Regions from separate parts of the Homo sapiens genome. Here region 1 is linked to region 2. Evidence: chromatin loops called from intact Hi-C (ENCODE). Cell type or tissue: IMR-90. All regions are shown on one strand.

Region 1 (8,000 bases), 160 kb before region 2:
ACAATTAAGTGGGGTTCACCGAGGATGCATGGTGCCTTAGGATTGAATTATAAGAATGATGATTGTTTTTGGAGTTGGAGTCAAATATCAGCCTTTAAACCAAGTCAAAGCCAGGGTTACAGCTGCGTTACAGCTGCCTTCTGTCACTGACACTGCTGTGGAAAAATTCAAAAGGCACACCAAACGTTTTTTCTAGTGCATTTTTCAAAGCAACTTGGAATTAGTACAAGTACCTCGACGCAGAAAGCAAATGTATTTACCTATGTAATATCAAGCTTGCCTGGAATCATTTAGTAGGAAAAAGTATTCTGCAGAGAAATGTACTTTGAGAGAATGCAAAGCATGAAAGGTAAATTGGAGTCTTGAAGGGGGGATTTTAAATCACATTTAGACATAAATCCTTTCAGGTCATGATTCCCATAGATTACCAGCATCTGCTAAGCCTAGATAGTTCATAATCACTAAAATTGTCGTAATCTTCCTATGGAAGGTTTACCAAAGAAGTACTGAATTACACTGGGTTAATACTTTTAAGGATGAATGGTCAAGACGATGATGCTAAATTAATGCAGTGGCTACATAGTAAAATCTAATACTAATAACATATCTGAACGAAGCTGTGGTTTCAAAAGGCGTTCACTCCATCAGGGTAATGTATTCTCAGGTATATGATCAACTAGAAAGTTGCCAACCATTATTCACCTTCACCTACTCCTACAAGCTTCTCTGTCCTGTCTTATTCTTTTCTACTGTCAAAAAGAGAGAAGGACTTAAAGGTTGGGTCTGTAAAATAGGAAACCATAGAGCAAAAACACAGATAACACAGTCAAGGAAGATGCTCGAATAAATTATCGGTGGACAGTGTTCTCTGGATTGAAGCATGGAATCTAAATATGGTGTCTCATAGAGTCTACTGACATACCACGCTATAAGTGGAAACAGTGCAGGGCAGCATCTAGTGCTGTGTGAACTGTATCAACAGCACCGTGGAGTGACAGTCACCATGTCCTATTATATTTTTGGTTATTTAGATGGACAGTGCATTTGCGCTTGTGCAGTTACTTTTAGTAAATGCACAGGAGTGGCATTCTCACTTTCCTTCACTGCATTTGCAAGGATCAAGGGAAATATTTCCAGTGACATGGAGCTAGTAAAAATTGATCAATTGTGAAATAGCTAAGCAAATACTTGTTATACTTTAATAGGAACAGCAGTGTAACATGTAATGAGCACTGAGCAAAGTATGTTGGATGCGCTTATGCATCCACTGAATTCGAACATATTGGTCTGCTTCTTCATTCCACATCCCCACCATCCTGCTCTCACACTCCCTGGTCTCCAGTCATATTCCTAATTCTCTGAATACTTTGCTTCATGGCCTCTTACATACCTATTTGCTTGTGCACCTCCTCCTGCCCCTGGTGGAATTACCCCTGCCCTTTGTCTCCTGGTGAACCTTTGCTTTTTCAAGTCTCAATTCAAAAGTCACCCTGACTTCTACTCCCCAGTGTCCTACCCAGAGTTGGATGCCCCTGCACCGTGTTGCTCCAGCCCTGAATTCACACCCTCTGTGAGAAAACACATTACGTTGGCTTCTAATCAGTTGCTTCCCTGCTTTCTTCTCTCAATGGGCTGCACGCTTCCTGAGAACAGGGACTGAGTCTCTTTCTGCTTTTCATTTTCAGAACAGAGTGTCTGTAATACACAGCATACCTAAATGATCCATAAGCATTTTATTACAAGTAATCTGGAGTGCACCATGGCCTGGACACTCTGGGGCAGTATGGATAAATAGAATACCAGGACCAGACATACCCATGTAAAACTTCCAAAATGTCTACATGTAAAGCTACAAATTTAATGGTACCAACAATAAAAATTGGTGCAATCAAGAGAAGTGAAGTAAAATTCTCTGGGAAGAATTGAGGAAAGCCTTATGAGAAAGGTGAAATTTGAGGTGGGACTTAAGAGAGGCATTAAAATGGAAGAAAGCAGTGGCTTCCTCTTCCTGGGAGTTCATCAGGGCCATAGACTTTAGGGCAGAAAAGTCAAACTACAGACTGAAAAGAAAAGGCCAAGTATGAATGGAGGGTTTAGGTTGAGGAGTAGGCTAAGATCTTCCTGGTTCTTCCCTCTGTGCAACACTGAGAATCTTTTTCCTGTGTCCAATTTTACATCTTCTTCTTCTGGTTTAAGCATGCCTAAAAGAGATTACCAACTACCAACTTCTGAAGACACAGTTTGTGTAGTTCCTGTGGACTGGGACATGTGACTCTGCAAATATGATACTAAATACTCTATTTTTTTTTTAAGCAAATTGAGTATGTAACTCTGTCTCAAAATATGCAGTACATGTCTCAGCCTTAAACTTGTTCCCCTGTGCTTTTAGATAATAATTTTTTGAAATGTGTTTGGAAGTCTTTGGGGGCCTAAGTTTAGAAAGCTAGAAAGACATTCTCATTGCCTTTGTTGTTCCAATCTGTTGTTCTGTAATTTCTGGACTTGGATCTATCATTTGACTGAAAAGGATAAAAGGTCCAAGAGTGAAAAGAAATGGGTTAAAGAGAGGGAACAACCAGCCAAAGCAGTGGCAGCCAGCACCCGAGGGGGGTGGCTGCAGCTGGGCTCTGCCCAGCTGCAGGTGTGGAGGAGGAAGTGCAGGAACGAGCCCAGGACCCATTTCCAGGTGGCAGCAGGGTTCAGTGGGCTTAATTAACCGGTGAACTGCTCATGAGGTCGGTCTGTCTCTACCTTTCTACACCACACTGAACAAGCCACTGACCATTTCCTGCCTCGGATTTCCTCAGCCCCAAAGAGGGGACAACAATGTGTATTCGTCAGAGAAATTACTGGCCACTGTCTCATTCAGAAGCTGCCCCTAGAAGTGTTAGTAAAGACTTTTAAAAACATGAAACAAAGCAGAGAATTAAAAATAACAGGAAGTGGAAGAGAGAGCACACTATGATCTGAAATCTTCTGTGTTATATGCTGGTGTTAAAGAGGTCGTGAGGCCTTGATGAAGATTTGTTACTTGGAAGGATGTCAGTGCTGGGGACCTGCTCTCTGTGAACCCAGCAACCTGCCCCAGCATTTCAAGGGGCATACAGTCCACTCAGATGATTTATTTCTGAGTTGGAATTACCCCATTCCCCAGCCCACCCTCTTTTCAACTTTGTACAAATGTAAGTGGCCAATTCACTTTACTACACAAATGACTCATGATTTCATGAGCTGCAAGCAGCAGTTTCTTAAGCAGCTTTCCCATATTCCTAGTGCAAGAAATGGACACACAGACATCTCTTATGGGCTAGATCTTTTTAATTTGTGAAGCAAAGAAAGTGAGGGAACCACTGGACCCAATCTCAAGTATCCAAGGTCAACTAGACGAGGCACATGGCCAATTTCCAAAGACACATGGTTCTTTCCTAATCCTCAGCCTCTACTTCCTCACTGGATCTGAGTTCAAATCTCAGAAAGGTCAGAGCATGTGCATTTTTGGCATTTTTAAACAAATGGATGCAATTAAGAACTTGAGGAAAGGGTGACTTTCTATAGTTTTCAGCATACATCAGCTACTTGACAACTTCTACTAAAATAGAGCTGCTTTCAGAGGGTAATGTGAGTAGCCAATCACTGCCACTCAGGACAAAAATGTTGGCCAATGACCTAGAAGTAAGTGTGTGGTGTATTTCGCATGACTATAAGTGCTTCTCATTAGGAAAATAATGGCATCAGTTCCTGGAGTTTTCTTGGTTATTTAAACCTCCTGCTTTGGAGTTGAGTTCATGGTTTACCAACATCAGCAAGTGTTTCCTATTTTGTTGTACATGATCACCAAAGGAATAGGAGGCAATAAAGGAAATGAGAACTAAAGGTTCTAGAGAGATTACATTCTTTATCACATTTAATCTTTATAAGAACCCCCAAAAGTTGGTGTTCTTTCCTCCATCTTACAGATGTTTTGAAAACTGAAGCTCTGAAAAGTTACGTAACTTGGATCTACAGAGCTCTAAGAGGACGTGCTAAGATTTGAATCCAGAATTTCGTGACTCAAAAACGTTTTCTCCACAATATCAGTTTACCAGAATAACCTAGGCATGGCCTCAAAAGACCTATATTAGAAATTAGCTATATCCTAGTTCTAAGGAAGTATTCATTTTTTATTATTCAACTGTTAAAACTGCACATATATTATATTCCATAGAAATTCTGAGCATCAATAATAGGAGATACTTTCACTATTTGTATATATGTATATGTATATTTGTGTATATATACATACAAAATATATTTTACAATTGTCTCTTTGTTCCAAGAGTGGGAAGGAAAATAATTAGAATTTGTAGTTGGGCATTTGTGTCCACTTTAACCTGATCCATTCTGTCTAACTTTTCTTTGCAAGCTCTCAAATTCATTGTTAGCCTATCTGATCCTGTCGTCTGGAGACTGCCAAGTATTTCACATCTTACCCAGGGAACCGACCACTTTTAAGGGAGGGAGGGCACTCTTTACTGACTTTTCCTAATTTAAATTCATTGAAAATTGTTAATTTTAAGGGCAAAGACAAGGCAATGCATCTGTAAAGAGCTCTGTCACTTTTCTCCAAGTGATGACTAATGGTGGGGAACTTAAAACCTTATCCTTGGTATCTTTTGGAGTCCAGACAATTCAGTGGTCTCCTGGGATGAGTAAATATCAGCCCGTTCCCAGGAAGATTAACTAGTAAGATGATGTAGGAAAAGCTGCTACTTTTTAGAGGGCTATACTTAAACTGCCATCTACACTTCTTAAGGCAGAATCTCAGATAGTTTACTTCCATATGGGATGCTATGATTTCTAGAAAGAAAGGATATTTTATACAGTTATAAGAGTAACAGTGGTTTCTTTCCAAGATGTTAAATTTGGTCTCAAGGTTAGTGTTTGTTAATGTAATGTAATTACTGGTCTTTAAAAGATCATAAAGTAGAGTAGAATTAGGAGACCTGAATTAGGGCTCTCCATTACTGGGCGTATAGTTGTAGGTAAATTCCCAGTTTCTTTACCTGTTGTGCAGGTAGCAATACCTATCCATATTCCCTCATAGCCTCACATTTTTAAAATAGGAAGAATGCTGAAGTACTTTGAAAGTTCTAAGAGCTCCAATGGGGTCCTGTAGCACATGGGCTTTGTAGTCAGAAAGCCCCAAATTCAAAACTTAGCTTTTCTACTCTTTTCCTGTGTGGGTCAGTTTTCTAAACTCTCTGTATCTTGGTCACCTCACCTGTAAAATAGGCTAAAAATAGTTCCTACCACATATGATACTTGTGAGGACCAGATGGGCTCTTGGTATGCTTGAGTTGAAAAGGCTCATAGAGTTTATGTTACCCATTCCTCCTAATTGTAAGATGAGGAAACCGAGGCCCTGGCTGGTAGAGTGTCTTACCCAAGTTCATTCATCAATAATTTTTGAGTTATACCAAGCAATTTGCCTGCAGAGATTCAATGTTGCTTAAATTACCATGTTGCCTCAATTCTTAGGAAGACTTCTTTTTAATTGAGAGGTCTTCTTGCTCCTTTATGTCAGAAGGAATGGTCACATTGCTGACTTTTTCTTGTTTATGGACTGATGACTCATTTATGAGTTATCTAAACGTCTTGTTCCTTCTTTCTCTCTTCTGCCGTCTCTATCATGGGACTATTTTCTTTCTGCTAGCACTTCTACTAGAGATTGTGAAAGGGTGGTGACAGTGAATTAACTCCTTGTTAGCAGCCTTGTCTCTTGAGAGGAGGCTCACCCACTGCTGCTGACTGATAAGATGATGACAATCTCTGCTTCCTAAAAAATCTTCTCTACTATTAAGTTGGTGCATAAGTCATTGCAGTTTTTGCCATTACTTTGCCTTCCAGATTGCCTCTTGCTTCTCTCTGCTCTACTTGCTCCTTCTTTGCTGGATCCTCTTCCTGGGTAAACCCTTAAATGTGTTACATTCTTTAGGATCTGTCCTTGTCTGTCTTTGATTCTGCCTGCTCTTCTCGGTGATCGCAGACACTCTTGTGTCCTCAGTTACCATCTATCTGACACTGGCTCCTAAATCCATTATCTTTAACTTAACTTTCTCACTTAACTGCCAGATCTCATTGCCTCTTGAATATCTCTGCCTGTTTCCCACAGGTACTTCAAAAATTGTATCCACAAATGAGATTACGAGTCCCCCTTCCACACACACACACACACACACACACACACACACACACACACACTTTGTCTTCCTTTTATAGCCTAAATTAATCAAGCATTCTCAGCTCCTTGCCCAAGTTCCATATCTATCCAGTTTTCAAATCATTTTTATTTTATCTTGAAATATCTCTTGAACCCAGCACATCGCTTTCCTATTTTACTGATACAGTTGCGTCAGTTCAGCACTCATCTTTTTTCACCATAGCTTCCTAACTTTTCTCTGTGGCCTAGTTCTCTCCATTCTATCTAATCTTCCCTCTGTATTCTGCCACAGATAACTTTCAAAACTGAATTTTATCTTTGTTGATCTTCTATTAGGAAAAATGTTAGATCCTCAACTAGTGCTTAAAGACGAATCCAAACTATTGTAATATATTAGCAATTTCCAGGATTAGAGCTCCAACCCCTTTCCATCTGCTCCACTAGGTACCCTGTGGGCCCCTGTGATTCATTTACAATAAACTTGTCACATTTCCTCAAGTACTTGCCTGACATCAGATGTGTGACATCCTCAAAGACGCCCCCATACCTCTGATCTTCCCTTCTCTTACAACTACCCCTTGGGCCCCTGCAAGTCAGTATTTCATTCTTATTTTTATATTATGATATCTTTTTACATCTGTCTCACCCAACAGACTTTGAGCTCATCAAATTGGATAACAGGCTTTTCTTTTTTTTTTTTTTTAATTTCAAAGACCCTATCACATTGGACAATGTCTTCCACTCAAAAGGAATTCAGTAAATAGTTGTTGAAGTAATGTACTTACGACAATTATTAAGATCAGAGGAATATTGTTTATCATTCAATGTTTATAGTTAAATATTTGATTTTTGATAACCATTTACTGAATAATTCACCTAACACCCCATAAACTAATTAACAAAGAGTGTCTTCATAAATGGTGTTGATATCACATCAAGATGCTAACAGTGTAAAATTAGGATTTTAAAAATATGTATGTACCTTTAAGGCTTCTGTGACTTTTAGGTTTCTCTAAAGTTTATTTAACTTTAATCCACTTAAATTTCTTTAAAAGTTAACCATTATACATAAGGTAATCTGACTCCAAATTTCTGATTATTATATAAAATCCAAAGATAGGTAAGGATATAAATCTAAATGTAGTCCAATAAATGGACAGAAAAATGTCAGCTTCACATGTAGTTTATGGAAGTAGTGCATATATGAAGCCACAGAAAAGGAAGAGACAAAGGAATTTCAAATTTTGGAATTTATAATTAACAATTATATTCACATATGCTATAGAGTAAAATAGTGTGAAAAGTTGAACAATATATCTATATATTGGTTTTATAAAAGTATCATGGTATGCAGTTAATTGTTGAACACTATGCTTAGAGATAAGAAAATATTAATAATATTTATAGTAACATTTATTGGGCACTTACTCTATGCTCTATGCTAGGTGCTGTGCTAAGTACATCATATGCATAATTTAATCCCCCCAATATCTCTTTGACACAGTTCCTCTTGTTACTCCTGTTTTCCAGATGAGTAAATAATTCTTAGAAAGAGTGATTGACTTGTCAGAGGACTTAACAAGTTTTAGAGCTGTTTGAACATAGATCTGATGTGTTGTTCTATATTAAATGAATGAATACCTTTTAGGTATCTCAATTCTATACTAATTAGTAAGTAACTGATAAATCATTTGGTAAATTTCTATAAACTGTGTTTTGGACATATCTAAAATGATAAGGCAGGTGGGCACAGTGGCTCATGCCTGTAATCCCAGCACTTTGGGAGGCCGAGGTGGGCAGA
Region 2 (8,000 bases):
AGTTTGGAAGTAGTCAGAAGAAAATAGTATGGAATTTTGGTCCCCAAATCTACTCATTAAAACCATGTGGATACTCTACTTCACACCCTTACTTGAGGCCTTCCTGGCTCTGACACAGATTTAAGACCTAACTTTTAGTGAATTTTCTGATTCCTGGTCCTGCAAATTAGAAGAGTTCATGAAAGGACTGCTGGAAGGAAGCACAACTTGCAGTGAAAAGTGATAACTGCTCGATATTAAAAGAGAAACCCGGAAAGTTCTATACAAAACAATATCCCTGTCCACTATGATAGTGGATTTTCCTTAAAGATCACTCTCAGTTGTGTAAAATGAAAAAGATTAAATTGTGTTTGGTATATTTTGTTTCCAAAGGCAGAGAAGTATGAAATGCACTTTAAGGAAGATTTCTGTTCAGAAGTTTTGGTTTCAGTGGTCTACAGAGTTTACTTTTGTGGAACACCTCGTTCTCTGCCAAAGCCAAATAGATGAAGTGTTGCTGTATTTAGAAAATAAGGAAAGTGAAACATTTGTCGTAATAATGTGAATCTTTTTAAAATAATTGTTAAGAAAAACTATAAAACTGGCATACTTTTTAAAAAGATTATTCAGGAGCAAACTCAGCTCTATTAGGAGCTTTTTGAGGAACAATACTATTTTATTTTGGTTACCAGGTCTAGATTAGGACTCGACACTCTGAGGTTGTTTGTTTTTGGATGGAGAAATGGATAGATGCCTGGATGTATGAATGAATAGATGGATAGATAAATGGACAGACATTGAAGAGATGGAGGGATGGATAAATGACGTTATTTTGGCTTAAGTTGCATTTAGGAGAAGTTAAAAGGATGTGAGAGAGGCATGCAGGGGATATCAACTCCAAATCAGGAACGAAATGGCTTCTAGAGAGCTCACTTCAAAGAGAATAAATTTGAGAGTCAGAGAAACAGAAAGGATGCACAGCAGTAGTGAGATCCTGGCATCCATGGCACTCATGGATGTATAACTGATTCTAGTGTGTAAGTCATAAACAAAAAAGAAAACCCCAAGTTCTTGTCCTACTTCTGCTACTGTAGATCTGGGTGATTTGGGGGCAAACCTTTTATACTTCTCGGGCTGCATTTCTTTAATCAGCAAACTCAGAAGGTGAAACTAGATCATTGAAAGTCTACACTACTGATGTAGATCAATACACCAAACAACAAATTTCATTTCAAGGACATTGGTATTCTTAGAATACAATTAACATCCTCTTGCCTTTGTCTAAAGCACTTACTTTGCAGTCAAAATGGCTTGTCCACATTATTATTTTTTGAATGAAAAGATTTGTGCCTCCCACACGTAGGGCTTGGTGTATTGTGAATGGTAGCCTACACATACGCAAATGAGAACTGGGAAGATAATTAAATCTGAGGTGGAAATAGAGTAGACTTGTGAATGAACAAAGAAAGTGTATTTCTCTGGAAGCCAAGATGTCAAAGGTACATTTTATTGATACTGTATACTCTCAGCTTCCATGTAAATCAGTATTCTCATGCTTCAAATGTTCTAACCTTGCATTTCTGAAGAATCTATTGTGTATATTAACAGCGGCTGTGGCAGGAGATGTCAGGCATTTTTAAATTCCAGATTTAAAGAGATTCATGAATGTGCATGATGCTACACATAAAGAATTGAATGGTCAAATGCACTTTATTTTGAGCTAAAAGTTAGAACAAAAGAGATTCATGTCAAAGACTTTGGATTCCCAACCTGGGCTTTTTTTTTTTTTTTTTTCCTCAGAAAATAGCCATAAAACTAAAAGAGAGAACATGTGACCCAAAGGATTCTAAAATGCTTCAGAATTTTAGAATCCTTTCCAATGGCTCAGTTTGGGCAAACTAGCTCCAGACCCCACCACTATCCAAGCTCCACCATCCTTTCTTATGACTCACACTCACAAATGAGTGCTAAGAGCCTGCCCTGTGGGGGCAGGGATGCCCTGTTAGAACAAACATGAGCTGAAGGTGAACCCAAAAGTAATTTGGTTCCATCCTTTATATTACATAGATGAAAACCGCCTTCCAGGGAGGTGAAGTGATTCACAAAGTAACACAGCAAGTCACACAAGTCTTTTGATTTCTAACCCATTGCTTTTGTCATGGCCACATTGATCCCTGACAAATAATATAAAACAAGGAAACCAGACCCTTTTAAAAAAAAGGTTATAATGCTATTACTTTTTTTCAAATGAGCCATTTTTTACCTTTTCACTTTGTTGCTTTTGTCTTGTCAGCTTCTTGTAGAAAGATGACTTAGTACATGAAAATTCAACTTGGCATTTTCTTTAGACAAAGTGATCTTTTAAATGTAGCCAACATTTCTTTTGGAGTATGACTCCATTTCACATAACACAGCCTAAGATTGATGTTTACTAAGTTGGTTGTTCAAATCATGTTCGGCGCTTGGTTACATGGGCTGTTTCTTTGTCTCTGTCTCTCCCTCTCTCTCCTTTTTCTTTGTGCTTGACACAAAAGGATGGGGGCCCCAGGATCATCTGGAAATGGATCAGTGTATTCATGTGTGAGCTTTACAAAGCACTGGAGCAAAGGTGTCATTAAACGTTAGAAGTCATTCAATCACACCCATCTTTTCATACAAAGTATAGAGAGAAAAGGCTCTGTATGGTAACTATGCATAAAGCTTTGTGTATTCATTTACCCTCACTTCTTGGAGTAGCTGGCTCTTTTTTTTCCCCCCTGCCTCTTTCCTCTCTTAGAGGAGGTTTGAGATTAGCTTTGCTTGTCTAAATCTGCCATTAATACTAAGCTCTTGTGTAGTGCTGAAAGCAATTAAAGTAATAGATTTTTAAAGAGAGCTTGTGGGTTTAATTCTGATTATGTTTCCTTTCAAATTATTGAGGTTTTCTTAGGCGTCCATGGTAGTGCCATGGGCATGGCAAGAGAGAAGTATGACTCTTACCAAGAAAAAGGGAATGAATGGTCTACCCTTAATTATATTTCCAGCAACCTTTTCTAGGTACTAAATGTAGAAGTCAATTAAGGGAGGTTTCAATGTATCAGTATCCTGTTTGTCCTGAAATGTAAATGGAAGTTAGGAGAGTTTTGAAGCAGATGCCATCTGCTGGATAGCTAAGATACTGTAACCAAAATAATGTGAACAGAAAACATATGGAACAGTAGATCTAAATGAATGGACTGATTGCTAATTTAAGTAAATACTACTTCCCAGGCCCCAGGTAGAGTGAAATCTCCCTACTATACTGTCTACAATAGAAATATTTAAAATTTATTTTTTTCTAATCTGAATAAAGAAATCCCTTCCTGTTCATGTGTAATGCAGATCCTCAAACTCTTTATTTAGTTTGCCATCATAAGAACAAACAGAATCAGTGCACATCTTCTGAGAAATGATAACTGCAAAAATGCCTTTGGAAGCCCCCAAAATTAAAACCAGAAGTAATATAACAAAATGGGGAAGGGTTAATATGGTTATATGGGAACAAAGGGTAAGTATATCAAATTAAAACCATATGTAAGACAAATACAGGCTAAATAGTTAATTCTTTTTTTCTCTCTCTCTGAGGGACCCTTTTAAATAGAATTGGTCCTACTTAACACCGTCACACTCCCACACTGCTCCCTCATTGGAAGAACCCATGGATAAAGGAACCCCTCCTTAAACTGTCCAACCTCCCTTAGAAATTGTTTATTACAGTCATGTTCTGTATAACTGCTGTTGTTACAGGATCGCAGTCTGGCCTCCTTCTCTAACTATCAGAACAGGTTGTTTCACATTTTTGAAACCCATTTTCCTCATTTGTTAAATATCACTCAGTGAATTTTACTGTCCTAGTGAGCTATTTAAAAAGTTAAGGCACAAATTAATAGTATATCCATAAACAGCATTCCCCTAAAATATCCCCGTCTAGAGTTACTACTTAGAATCAGGACACTGACAAGTTAGTCTGTGAAAAGAATGGCATTTCTCCACATGTAGAAAAATGTCCTAAGAAATAAGAACCTTTAAAATTCCAATCTGCACCTGGCTAAGAACTCCTCTGGGGATTTTGCAGAGAGGAATGGGCAAGGGACCCATGCATAGTAATACATGTAAGTAAGATTGTTCATTTTTTTTTCTCCCAATGGAATATAAAACAGTAAAACAAACTCCATATATTTCTTACATGAAGAGCTCTCAAAATGGCGGCACCCAAGTTGTCAGCTCCATTTCCATTTCTGAGTCACAGATACACATATATGGCTGAAAGGAGGGAAGGAGCAGACAAAATACCAAACAGATGAAGAGAGAAAGGAAAGATGTTCCCAAACATGTTAACTGTTTGCCCACATGACTTATTGGTATGTTAATGTCTCACATCAGCCACCGCTAAGGAGAATGTCGCCCCTTCCTTCCCTCTTAGTTTATAAATGGAGTCACATTATGTAATCACCCTAATGAGGTAATAGAAACATAAGTACACAGGAAAATTTGATAGTGTTTTCTCCTAATTCATCCTCTGTTATGTTGGTCACCCCCCCATCCCATTAACCCTCCTTCTCTCTTCCAGACTGGCCCCCTCCAAATTGGCTGAGTTTCCCGTCCCAAAGGACATATTGTTGGCTATTGTTTATAATAAGTCTCTCCCCTCTTGGCAGGATAGAGAACAGCTGCTGGTCTATTCTCTGCCACAAAGACCAACTTCCTTCTTTTGCCCTGGATGATTGGAAGAAAGTCGGGGAGAAGAGCAATTTATAGTTGTGTTACAGTACCTCTATTTTCTTTTGTGTTTATTTATATTGCTTCCATTTCTGTCAGGGATTTCTGAGATAATCAAGATCATTCTGCTACAGAGTTTTCATTTGAGTAGGCTCTAGTGGCAGTTGGCATTTTTCTTCATTGAGTCAGACATTTTAGGACTCCAGGCTAGAGGAAGTAGTGAACATTTCTCTATGAGAGTTTGAGAATCAATATTCCTTTTTCTAAAAAAATGAACTCATGAATGTATTCTGTGTTACATGAACAATTAATGACTTTGAATTTCTCAAGGGAAGACACCTTGTCTTTGCCAACTTTCTGTTCCCCAAACTTAGTACAGTACCTGCTTCATAATGTTTGCCAGATGAAGTAAGTGGAGTGCTGAATGGAGTTCTGGTTTGTTCTGTGAAATGTAAGCTATGCTGACAGTCCAGCACTTAAGTCTCACCCTAGACTTCAGGCCAGGCAAGGCTCATCACCTGAGGTGGGACCTTCTTCTGAGATCTTTGCCTTAGATCGTTTCTGGCTCTAGGCTTCATTCTAGGCAAAGAAGCCAGGGAACTCAATGTTTCAGAATCTAACCCCCAGCAAAAGAAACCTAGACTAGGTACTGAATCTTCAGAGAGACTTGAGCAGCTCTGGAAGCAGAATGTGGAGAGCATTTCTCTGTTCTTTGTTAGGAGCAGAAGGAAACTCACAAAATGGAAAATTGGTCTAAGACTCTATACACAGGAAAGATCCAAATGGCATTGACACAGGGCATCAATGTGATATCAGACAAGACAGCTCTGGTGGATAAAAAGGAACCACAGCCTATCATTAAGGTTTCTCCTGAGAAGTGTTTGGAACTAAGGTTGGCTGATGGTGAAGGCCATGTTTACTAAAAACTGGGCAGAAGCAGAGTGGTGTCGTTAAGTCCAAGGAGTGTGACAAAGAGGAGAGTGGCTCCTGACTCTCTTACTTATTTCTGTATGAACTTAGCTTGATAAGCATTAATAATAGCAAATTTTCTCTGTAGTCAAAACAGTCCCCTTTCTGGGGAGTAAGAACTGGAGACCTGACAATTTCCATGTGGTAGATGCCTCATGGTAAGGGTTCTTAATGCATTTTCAAATTTCCTAGTATGTGTTCCTAAATGTATCATATGGATATTGATTAATATGGCTCCCTGTACTTTCTGTAGTCACTACCTTGGTTCACCCAACAAGCACTTAACAAATATGTTCCTGACAGACATGCAAAGAATGTATATGACTGAAAATAATACTAGGTGCTAAAGCCACTGAGAGGTCTGACTTTCTGATAGTTTGTAGCATTTTGCAAGCAATACAGGAAGAAAGAATAATAATAGCTATGACTTATAGAGTGTTTAAGACATGACAGGTACAGTTGTGGTCACTTTACATGCATTGTTTCATTTCATCTCATAGTCTAGTTTCTAAACGGAATCCTTGAAGACATACAATGCCACAATGCTCACTTCTGCCTAATTGTGAGCCAGGCCCTTCAGAACTGGACAAGGAAGCTGGTCAAGTTGGGTCAGAGAGTAGTTTAAGCCATCTCTGGAGACAGGGAGGCATAAAACTGATAGACAATTAAATCCAGGTAAAGTTTGCCCTTTTTCTGCTCTTTGCCTATCTCCCTGGTTCTCCTGATGCCTCCTGAATGGTTGCTTGTTAACGCAAATTAATTTTAACTGGTGGGCTTTCAGGCATTTGAGGAGATGGGAAAGTGGAGGCAGAAGACCCTGCATAGAAAACTGTTGAATGAAGTCCTTGATGTGAACCTCTATTTAGTTGCACATCACACTAAATAACACACTAGTTGAGGGCATGAGATCTAGAATCAGACTGCCTGAGCTCAGATGCCATGCTAGGGGTGTGACCTTGAGGCAGCTTCTGCATGCCTCAAATTTATTGTCTATAAAATGTGTAGAATAATACACATTAGTATTATTAGTAGGTAGAATAATACATACTTCACAGAATTCTTATTAAGGATTAAATGAAAGGGTCAAACTAAAGATTAAATGTAAAGGGTTTAACAAAGTATCTGGTATTTAATAAATATTGGATATTAGTATTACTGGTATTACTAATGATCAATATATACCTCTTTTCCTTCCATAGAATGTGAGGACTAATTGAGAGAAAGGACCTTGAATATATGTTTTATCTGCCACAATTCTTACCACATTGTAGATTCTAAATAAATATTGGACGGATGGATGGTTGGATAGATGGATGGATGAATTAATTTTAAGTTTCTATAGATAAAGGCACTACAGAAGACCTCCTTGTTTTCAGATCTCTTCCAGAAAGTCATGCCTCACAGATTATCCAAAGGAAATGACACTAAACCAACATGCAACAGCCAGCAGGGGGATTTCTTAGGCTCAGCTAGACATTTAGACTCCTAAGACTATCACACATCACATTTGACATCAGTCTGCCCAGAAGAATATAGGATCAGAACTATAGCTTGCCAGTAGGCCAGCATCAGGTATTCTTCTGCAATTAGAGCCATGGAAGCTCGGGTGCCAAATGATGAGATCCACACTGGGCAGGTGAAGGAATTGCCTTTACTTAAGAGCCTTATTTCCCATAGGAGTCAGTAACTCTTGTAACAACTCCATAGACATAGTTTGCAAGGTCCTCTCCAGAGACATGCTAGTTACAAGAACTGCTGCATTCAGGGAAGTCCAAAGCATAGCCAGCAGGTATTTGCAGTTCATTTATAGTTCCTCCCAGTCCAGATGCACTCTACCAATGAGGGGTCATTTTTACCATATGCAATGTTGCCTAGTAACATAGTTGACACATACCATCTTTATCTGTTTCCAGGGAAACCAAGTTAAGAAGTTAACCAAAGGTCAGATTCTCATGCAAAAAGGAAAAGAGTTTTTGTTAACTCTTTGCCTGCACCATCCAAATAGTTATTTACTACATAGCCTGAAAAACCCATCCAATGTCCCTGTGAAGGATTCATTCTTACATCTCATATATGCCACAAATATGTCCCAGAGTGGAATAATACAGGCATGGCCATATTTGCCAGTCGGTGTCCTCCCTTCAACAACCAAGAGTCAAGCCCAGTGATCTTTCACCCTATGCCTGCCCTTCACATCAGCCCCTACCGACAGTCCCATTCTTCAGAACTCAAGTGTAGTTGACTCTCTCACACATACACTCACTTGTATAAATACCCAGGGATGTCAGTTTCCTTAGATCTGTATGATCTTAATA

The links. Hi-C counts contacts between places; a loop is a spot of excess contacts. Peaks named below come from ENCODE experiments on the same cell type or tissue, not always from the same donor. Only the 100,000 strongest peaks of a DNase experiment are listed, where the experiment ranks them.
Region 1: a loop joins it to region 2, with 2.1 times the contacts of the local background. A loop is called at or near these places in 14 of 110 quality-filtered maps.

Annotation. Positions count from the first base shown.
Region 1 is chr11:96,210,349-96,218,348 of GRCh38, reverse strand. All of the region lies in intron 1 of MAML2 (mastermind like transcriptional coactivator 2), which reads left to right. Among named protein-coding and RNA genes, the nearest start is that of MIR1260B, 130 kb to the left of the region's middle. RefSeq lists an enhancer at 2,870-2,939. In IMR-90, no CTCF peak of the experiment used is centred here; DNase peaks (open chromatin) are centred at 2,818, 3,218, 4,668 and 5,648; H3K27ac peaks cover 2,655 bases.
Region 2 is chr11:96,050,162-96,058,161 of GRCh38, reverse strand. All of the region lies in intron 2 of MAML2 (mastermind like transcriptional coactivator 2), which reads left to right. Among named protein-coding and RNA genes, the nearest start is that of MTMR2, 130 kb to the right of the region's middle. In IMR-90, a CTCF peak has its summit at 3,123 (motif pointing left); DNase peaks (open chromatin) are centred at 1,931, 3,101, 4,881 and 7,551; H3K27ac peaks cover 1,622 bases.